Regions from separate parts of the Mus musculus genome. Here region 2 is linked to region 1. Evidence: chromatin loops called from intact Hi-C (ENCODE). Cell type or tissue: heart. All regions are shown on one strand. Links, peaks and the distances in the headings refer to the core of each region. The heading gives the core; the rest is flanking DNA. Region 1 overlaps Gm36607 (a long non-coding RNA gene). Region 2 overlaps Gm36377 (a long non-coding RNA gene).

What was found. Hi-C counts contacts between places; a loop is a spot of excess contacts. Peaks named below come from ENCODE experiments on the same cell type or tissue, not always from the same donor. Only the 100,000 strongest peaks of a DNase experiment are listed, where the experiment ranks them.
Region 2: a loop joins it to region 1, with 2.3 times the contacts of the local background. A loop is called at or near these places in 1 of 42 quality-filtered maps.

Annotation. Positions count from the first base shown.
Region 1 is chr13:70,713,989-70,718,384 of GRCm38, forward strand. The region is part of intron 4 of Gm36607 (a long non-coding RNA gene); the gene reads left to right. Among named protein-coding and RNA genes, the nearest start is that of Gm36607, 10 kb to the left of the region's middle. In heart, for the core only: a CTCF peak has its summit at 2,254; no DNase peak of the experiment used is centred there; H3K27me3 peaks cover 418 bases.
Region 2 is chr13:70,647,788-70,652,183 of GRCm38, forward strand. It overlaps Gm36377 (a long non-coding RNA gene), which reads right to left. Exons shown (of 3, transcript XR_382634.3): 3 at 2,799-3,777. Among named protein-coding and RNA genes, the nearest start is that of Gm36377, 5.8 kb to the right of the region's middle. In heart, for the core only: no CTCF peak of the experiment used is centred there; a DNase peak (open chromatin) is centred at 2,324; H3K27ac peaks cover 1,084 bases.

The DNA of each region.
Region 1 (4,396 bases), core at 192-4,191:
CCATGAAATACAGCAATCAACACCAAAAGGGCTTTTCTTCAGACAGGGTTTAATGGTGTTTTTGATTAAAGGGAAACATGATGGTAGCTTTGCTTGTGAGCTCTAGAGTTGACCCTGAGAACTGACTACAGAATCTCCCTTCCCTTCCATAGAAACCCCAGGGGACATTTAGACTTGTTCCTTCCAGAATCCAAGTCTGTTGCATCTAAGAAGGAAGATGAGTGGGCACTGTTCTTAACTCCGTTAGCATTGCTATGGTTACTGAGATCCGTTGACTGCAGAGGTACAAGGGCGGTGTGCTATGCATCTTCCCAGCCACCACTGTGCTTGCGCAGTTCTGCTCTGTACCTTCCCAGTCATCACACTGCAGTTGCACCTGTGCAGCTCTGACTGGGGGCCCAAGATCCTGAAGGGGGGGAACGACGATTACAGCCTGTCTGTCTGCTGATGAAGCAGGCTCTCTTTGATTCATAAGAGGCAAAAGTCACAATGGATAATTCATGAGCTGACTAAAGACTCATCCTCATGAAATCATGTATGTGGCTGAGCCTTCCTTCCATCCAGGCTAGGTCGTTATGCACAATGTTGTTATGAATATTCATAAGGTTTTTCAGTGAATGTGTTTTCAATTTCCTTGAGCTTATACATAGAACTTTGTTCTACTGCTGTGTCATGTGATAAATCTGTTGCAATTTTTGAAGGTCTGCCAATTGATTTCCAGAGGGGCTACAGCATTTTGCATTCTTAATACTTGGCACTTAAAGACTTTATAATGAACTTGTTATTGTAGCTCTGCTCGTGGGTGTGAAGTGCCGACTCACTGTGGTTCCCTGATGGTTACTAATATTTGCCAGCTTGTTATCTTGTTGTTGACCATTTGTAGGTCTTTAGAAAAACACTTTAGATTTTTCTTTCCATGTATAGCTTTTTTTCCCAATTTGACCTATTTGCCCTTATATTGTTATTTTAAAAGTTTTTTATACATTTCTGGATAGTAGGCCTGGTCTTCATCTTTGGGAGCCATTACATTATATTTTGGCTCAGGATGTCGGTAGGGCACAGTAAGTGCATTAAGTTGGCAATATCATTAAACTAAAAGCACACTTCATGCATCTAGTCACATGAACGTCATGCTTAAGCTAGGCCATATCATATGTATTCTGAGCACGTAGTTTAGCCCACAGGTAGAGCTAGTCATGTAGCATGAAGCCTGCATTGCGCACATCATGATGATGTGCTGTGTGGTTCATGTAACTTACTCAGTGCCATAGCAAAACGGAAACCAGTGCAAGTGCTCGGGGATAGTTTTGCATCACCATAAAGTTGAAGACATTTGCTGGATCACTGTGACAGAGATATCTCTTCTACCTTAGACTGAGAAATGAACAAATCACAGTGTTGGTGTCACTGTTCTGGGGTCTGAGAAGTTTGAGAGTCTTCATGACTCTGAGGCTAGAACTGCCCAAGCACACAGTTATGAGGCATTTGAAGGTTTACCCTCTCAAGGGCTTTGCTGTGGTCATAAAGGATAAAAGGGAGAAAAATAGAGAAAGGGGGAATCGGATGAGGCTCCAAAGAGGCTTTGGGAACGAAAAGCTTCATGGATTTTGTGACCCTAGAACTACAAGTTTCATGGCTTGATTCTTGGAGAACTGAAGAGCCCAAAGTAATACGCCCTTGCTTGTGACCCGAGGACATCCAGAAAGAGTGTCTTTTGTCTCTTCAGAGTGTGTGGCCCATGGGGAGGAGTTATTCGCAATCCCAGGGGCAGGGGCTTGCTTGTCCATTGCTGTATGTAGGAAGCATGCACAGTCACTGTCTCCCATTATGCCCACTGTTCAGTCAGCACTCCCTTGGCTAGCAGGATGCCATGGTTGAGGGTGGCAAAGAAAAGTCACTGTAGTGATGATGTGTATCTTTATCTGAAGATAGGAAAGGAGGGGGAGACTCCAGGGAACCTGAGGTATGTGCCTGAGGTATTTTGTTGTTGTTTTACATTGTTTTTACTTTTTATTTTTAAGTGGCAGTTAATTGCCCCTAAGTGGCAGAAGGCTGTGTCCTAGCAATATCTGACATTTTAAAGAACATATCCTTCCATGCCTTTTGTGTATTTCATCTATTACATTACTACTTTTGCAGAGGAAGTAGAACTGGTGCACTAGCTTCCAGGGACACGCCCTCTTGCTTACCATGGCTTTGTTTGCACATATACGGGCCTTGCAATTTCAACCAGTCCTTTATCATAGACTCCCCAGTAGGTGGCCACCTCACATTGTCTGTCTTACTGGCAAAGAAATCGGCGTTCATCCATAGCCCTTCATTTATTCCTTAATAACTACCAATGTTTTCCTCCAAACTAGCAGAGACAAAGCACTGCTTGGGATGTCAATCGTTTCTCTTCCATTCCATGTATTTGCACAGTTATGATGGCTGTGGATAGCTCTTGATGTGTTTTACCCTTTCATATTTGCAAGCTAGTTGTCTGAAAGACTTGGAATATGAGATACATACTCTGTGCACCATCAACTATTAAGTGCTGAGACTTCTTTCTGTGCAGTACGAGAGCTCAAACTCATAGCTTTGTGCATGCCAGCCTAGTCCTCCATCTGAGCACTCCAGCCCAGTGCTCCATCTGAGCATTCCAGACTAGTATTCTATCTGAACATTCCAGTGCAGTGCTCTATCTGAGCTCCCCATCTAGTTCCAGAGACCCCTTCTTGAGTCCCTGATATTCCTGGCCTTGGTCCTTTGGACTGGGCCTTGTAGCATTTTCTATTCCCTTTCAGTTACTGCAGAAGGAATCCTAAGCAGTGATGCTTAAATGAGACCTAAACAAGAGTAGCTCACATTCTGCCCACAGTCTGAAAGACACAGGTGCTTGCACAGCATGGCTGTCATGCATTTCTGAGGGCGTGATCTCTTGGAGCTAGATGCTAAGAAGAGACACCGTGTCCTGATCTAAGCTGAGTACAGTTCTGCTATTTTAACAATGGGTCCAGTCAGCAGTAAGGACACCAGACTGGAGATTCAACCCAGGTGTAAGTGGAAAGAGGAATGGGATTCAGGGTGGAGGGAAGTGGGAAGATGGTGTCATGGGGTGGATCAGGCAGCTGGGATTTGGTTGGGAGGTAAATGGGGTTAGATAGAAGCAAGCTCACCTCTGGGCAGAGCCAGGCTTCTGCATATCCCAGGAAGAATGACAAGGAAGGGATGGGGTGGGGATTCCTGAGACTGCAGACCCGGAGGGGAGCAAGTGGCCACTGAAGCTTGTGGAAGCAGCTGAGAAGGTTCAGGAAAGCTGAGCTGAGAGGGATGTGTGACTGGGCACTCGAGGAGAGAGCCTTAGAGAAGCCACATGGGATCAGAACAAGACTTCCGAGTTTCTAGATCCAGGTTCCAATACTGGCATGCGCTCAGGTGCGTTGGGATGGAAATGTGCTTGTGGCGACCAGAAAACAACCATGGGCGTCATTTCTCAGGCATATTTTGTGTTATTTCTTTATTCATTTTGGAGACAGCATTCGAGTCTGGCTGGCCCGTGAGTCCCAGGAATCAGGCTATCTCCATCTCCCCAGTGCTGGGATTACAAACATGCATCACATTCACCTTCTCTTCTATACCGGTTCTGTTACTCAGGGCCTGGTGCTTCCCTGGCGCGCACTTCGCTGACTGAGCTACATCCTCAGCCCTTTGATCCCAAGTTCCTGCAGCTGCAAGAACGGAGCTTCACTGAGACTGACTCTGAGTATGTGGAAACATTGATTCAAGAGTGATAGCCGAGTTGGTGACTTCTGAGAAAGTGGCCTTGTCACTGTGTAGCAAGGGAACTAAATCGGAACCACAGAGATGAATGATGTCATTGTTAGGAGTCCCTGCCATTGACCAGGGCCCTGGAACAGAAAGGCTTACAATGAGATGGTACATGTGTCAGGGATGTCTTCCTGTGATGTCCCCTCAACAGTGACGGTGACATTGAAAGTGTTCTGAGTGCTGAGCATTTGCTTCCAGCTCCTCCATGCTGTTCTGTTCTGCTTTATGCATTTTGAAACAGCATCTCTATATGTATCCTTGGTTGTGCTGGATGGCACTATGTAGACCAGGCTGGCCCTGATGGGACTTCCAGAAATAAATGACAATTATAAAGATTTTAACCTCTGTAGGACCACACATCTCTAGCAACATCATAAACTTCATAAGCTATGTCCTCTTCTCTTCATTTAAGCTCACCCAGAGCTGATTAGGGTAATGAATACACAACACTCATTTAAAGAGAAAAGTGAAAAAAAATAACAAAATAATTCTTCCAGTGGATCAGAGAGAAAAGGATATATACTATATACCAAGCTGTAGGTGGCTCTGACAGCAGAATGGATGATTCTGTAGACCCAGAGGCTAA
Region 2 (4,396 bases), core at 81-4,080, 66 kb before region 1:
GGCATGCATGGGGCTTTTCACTTACTACACACTTTGCCTGCACCACTCTGTTCTTCCAGGTCTGTGTGAGGAAGCCTGCCTTCCACGCTCGGATGAGGCCTTACCACCTCCCTGAGGCTTCACAGGCTTTTGGTTTCCACCCCTCTTCCTGTTTCCACCTGCCTATCCCCCCTGTACACACCTGAGACCCAGCTTCTGGGGTCTCTGGTACTTGTCCATGGTGCTATAATGTTACTTTAGTGATGGCGTCCCACCTAGAGCACCTGCCTTCTCCTGGCCAAGAGCCCTTGCTTCATTTTCTTCTCCTTGCTTGTCACCCCAGCACTGTGGCAGATGTCTACTAAATGGTGACTATGTCCTGGATGCGATTAACACCCGGGACTCTGGGGGAACAGGAGAAGAACGAGGGTCTCCCTAACACAGTGTGTTCTCCGGTCCTCTACCCAGAACTCCTTGTCTCATGTTGCCAGTTTCTTGCACAGTCTCTTTGACAGCCAGGCTTATTTCTACCTCAACATATCAACGTCAGCAGCATCTCCCTAGTCCCTTCTGGCACCAGGCCTGGAGCTGTAACCTATAAAGCATGCTGTAAATGAAACTGGAGGCGCATCGCCCTAAACTCATCAGAGACGCTTAGACCCACCAAGTCATAGGCAAACCTTTGAAAGTGTGGGTGGCTGTTGTGTTAAATAGCAACCCCCAGAAAGTGGCCTTTGTCACGTACTTCTTTTTCCTGACAATTCCAGTTCTCCTCTTGTGCATGGTGTCGTCATCTTCCCAAGCCCCAGTCACCAACTATCCATCTCCATTCTCAGACACACTCACATTGATCTTTAAGCCTTGTGTCCAGTCCCACCTCTCTCTGTAAGAAGTCCCCACCATCTGGAGATGTCAAAGATATTGCTGGCTGATTGATTTCTTGCATCAGCCAAGCCATGTGGATGTCTTTCCTGTCTGTCTGCTTACCAGGTCTTTTGTGTTCCTCACGATGGGCTCACTGTGTACCTCACTCCTGCTACATACCGTATATGGATGTAGGATTAAAATTCTCCAGAGCACTAAGATAACCAGGAGCTGCCTCTGGGAATATTCCAGGGGACCAAAGAGCTACTCCCACAGGGAGGCCCCCGTTTGTGATCCATGTATTTCAGTATGTGTGGGGAACATCCTTGCGACTTAAACAAGACATCTTTAAGCTGGCCTTACTGTGAGACAGATCCCACATTGACACTCTGTGGCCACTAAAACAAGGGCTGATGGATTCCATTCACTGTCCCTCACACAATGACCCTTTGATGTCTTTGGTCTTATCTGAGGAAATATCTTTCTCCATTTGTGAGCCTGGATGTAGGCTTGTGTCTCATGGGAGTCTTCTAGGAGAATTTGGAAAATGCAGGATCCCTTAGAGCATCCATAAAAGACTCATGATGCCAGTGTTTGCAAGCTAGAGTCCCCAGTGAAGGAGCTAGAGAAAGGACCAAAGGAGCTGAAGGGGTTTGCAACCCCATAGGAGGAACAACAATATGAACTAACCAGTACCCCCAGAGTTCCCAGGGACTAAACCACCAACCAAAGAATACACATGGTGGGACTCACGGCTCCAGCTGCATATGTAGCAGAGGATGGCCTAGTCAGACATCAATGAGAGGATAGGCCCTTGGTCCTGTGAAGGCTCGATACCCCAGTGTAGAGGAATGCCAGGGCCAGAAGGTGGGAGTGGGTGGGTTGGTGAGCAGGAGGAGGGGGGAGGGGGTGGGGGAGGGGTTTTTTTTTTTCCGGAGGGGAAACCAGAAAAGAGGATAAAATTTGAAAGGTAAATAAAGAAAATATCCAATAAACAAACAAACAAACAAATCTCTTCATTCTCTGTCAGAGTGTTCCAGACTTGACATGCCCAGGTCAACTACACTCCTGTTAGTTATAGCCAGCACCTGAGGTTGAGACCTCCCACACAACCCTCCTTTCCCATGTGAACACTCATGTCCAGCTTTTCAGGGTAGCAGCCCAGCCAGCATAACAGTCCATGCAACCCTGACCCTGCCGTCACCACAAGCAGTGTCCACTCCTGTCTGAGTGCCCAGCATCTGCCACACACATCAAGACAAAGGTACTCTTAAATGTAAGTCCGCGATATCTTCCCTGGATTAAGAAAGGAAACCCCAACATTAGAAGACTGTCAGCGATTCTTGCCTGCCTGTCTTCTCCTTCCTGGACAGCTGTGTCCCCTTCCTGTTGCCTGGCATGTGTCCGTCTTCCTGAAGACCTCTGCCCTGCTCTTCATTTCCTCTGGCTTCTCTTCCTTCCCCTGACCTCTGACCTCAGCTCACTCATACCTCTGCTCCAAGGCTACCCAGCCAGAGAGCTGCCTGGCACACAGCCAGTCCCTGCCTCTCAGCTGTCATCCCCAGCAGATGATGTCTATCTATGCATTTGCTCACTGCCTCTCTCCCCAGGAGTGGGGGCTTCCATGAAGATAACCTTCTCACTGTTTACTGCTGTGTCCCCAGGGCTGACATCATTCCTCACACATGACAATCACTCAAAAAAATAGTTGTTGAAAGAAGTGTGAGTGAAGGAACTGATGGAAGCTTTCCAGCTGGTATCTAAAGGAACTCACAACCCCGGGAGAAGAGGAACGGAAAGTGTAAGCAATGGTGAGTTTTGATATCCACCCAGAGGGCTTGAAAAGTTTGGAGTATGGGAAAGCGTGTGTGTGAGCATCAGGAAAACTCTTACATCCCAAAACATGGGGGGAGAACCAAGATGGTTTTTAGAAGGCGAAATAACGAACTCCAAGATGTAGTGACAATGGAATATTATTCAGCATTAAAGAGAAATAAGCAGCCGAGTGATTAAAGGGGCTTGGGGGAGGGAGAGGCCTTAAATGCTGATTCATCAAGGAACAATGCCCACGTAAGAAGGCTTTGTTTTCTGTGATCCCATGACACTTGGGAAAGGCAGAACTGCAGAGTCAATGAGGATGCTGGTGGCTTTTGGCCCCACCAGGGTGGGAAGGGCAAGAGGCAGAGCAGAGGGAGATCACACAGCAGGGCAGCTGTTCTTTTGACTCTGTGATGTAGGCATACACACTTTTAGAAACCCATGGAGTGTCGAACTCTCAGATGAACCCTAATGTGGAGCAATAACTTCTACTAAACGAGCATGAATGGGGTGGGAGTTATTGCCACAGAGAGCTGCACACAGGTGGGGACAGGAGTGCATGGGAAAAACCTCTCTGTACTTTCCACTTGCTTTTTAAAATAAAGGTAAAACCTTTAAAAAGTAAAGTCTACTGGGAAAACACACAAGAACAAAGTGTTGGAGCAAGAACAGTAACCTAGTCTGGGGTAGTTTGGTGTGTTGAAGACAAGGCAGTCTGTAAGTGTCTTGAGAGGGTAAGGGGCCATGGATACTTGTATGGAGCAACTGAGGCAAGAGGTGGGCACAGGTCAGGTTGGACAGACATTCACATGCTAGGGTAGCAAAGTTTTAGATAATGAAGTTTAGGAATCAATAGTGTGGATGTGCGAATAACAGGAACAATGTCCACATGATTGACCTAGGAATTTGACAGGGGAATAGCAGTAGAGAAGTGTACTGGCTAGTTTCATGTGGCAACTTGACACAAGCTGGAGTTACCACAGAGAAAGGATCCTCCCTTGAGGAAATGCCTCCATGAGATTCAGCTGTAAGGCATTTTCTCAATTAGTGATCAAGAGGGGAGAGCTCCGTCCATTATTGTGGGTGGTGTCATCCCTGGGCTGGTAGTCTTGGGTTCTGTAAGAGAGAGCAAAGTGAACAAATCAGAGGAAACAAGCCAGGAAGTAACATTCCTTCATGGCCTCTGCATCACCTCCTGCTTCCTGACCTGCTTGACTCCCAATCCTGACTTCCTTTGGTGATGAACAACAATGTGGAAGTATAAGCTGAATAAATTCTCTCCTCCCCAACTTGCTTCTTGGTTATGATATTTGTTCAGGAATAGAAACCCTGACTAAAACAAGATGGAAAGAGACTGTTCTGTTGTTGTGATGAAGATGCCGGGGGGTGGGGGGGAGGGTAGGAGGGGTGCTGGAGAGATGACTAAGTGGTTAAAGCACTGACTGCTCTTCTGACGGTCTTGAGTTCAAATCCAAGCAACCACATGGTGTCTCACAACCATTCATAATGAGAACTGACACCCTCTTCTGACGTGTCTGAAGACAGTTACAGTATACTTAGATTTAAAAAAAAAATGTCAGGGGACACTTGGCCACTGTCCACATAGGAGAACAAGAGGGAAGGGGATCCGGTCTGAATAGATACTATTGGCACTGGCAGAGTGGGAGGATTGGTGTGCTGAGGGAGAAGAGGTTGTGTTGACTCTTGGAATTCTAGCTTGAACCATGTGAAAGTG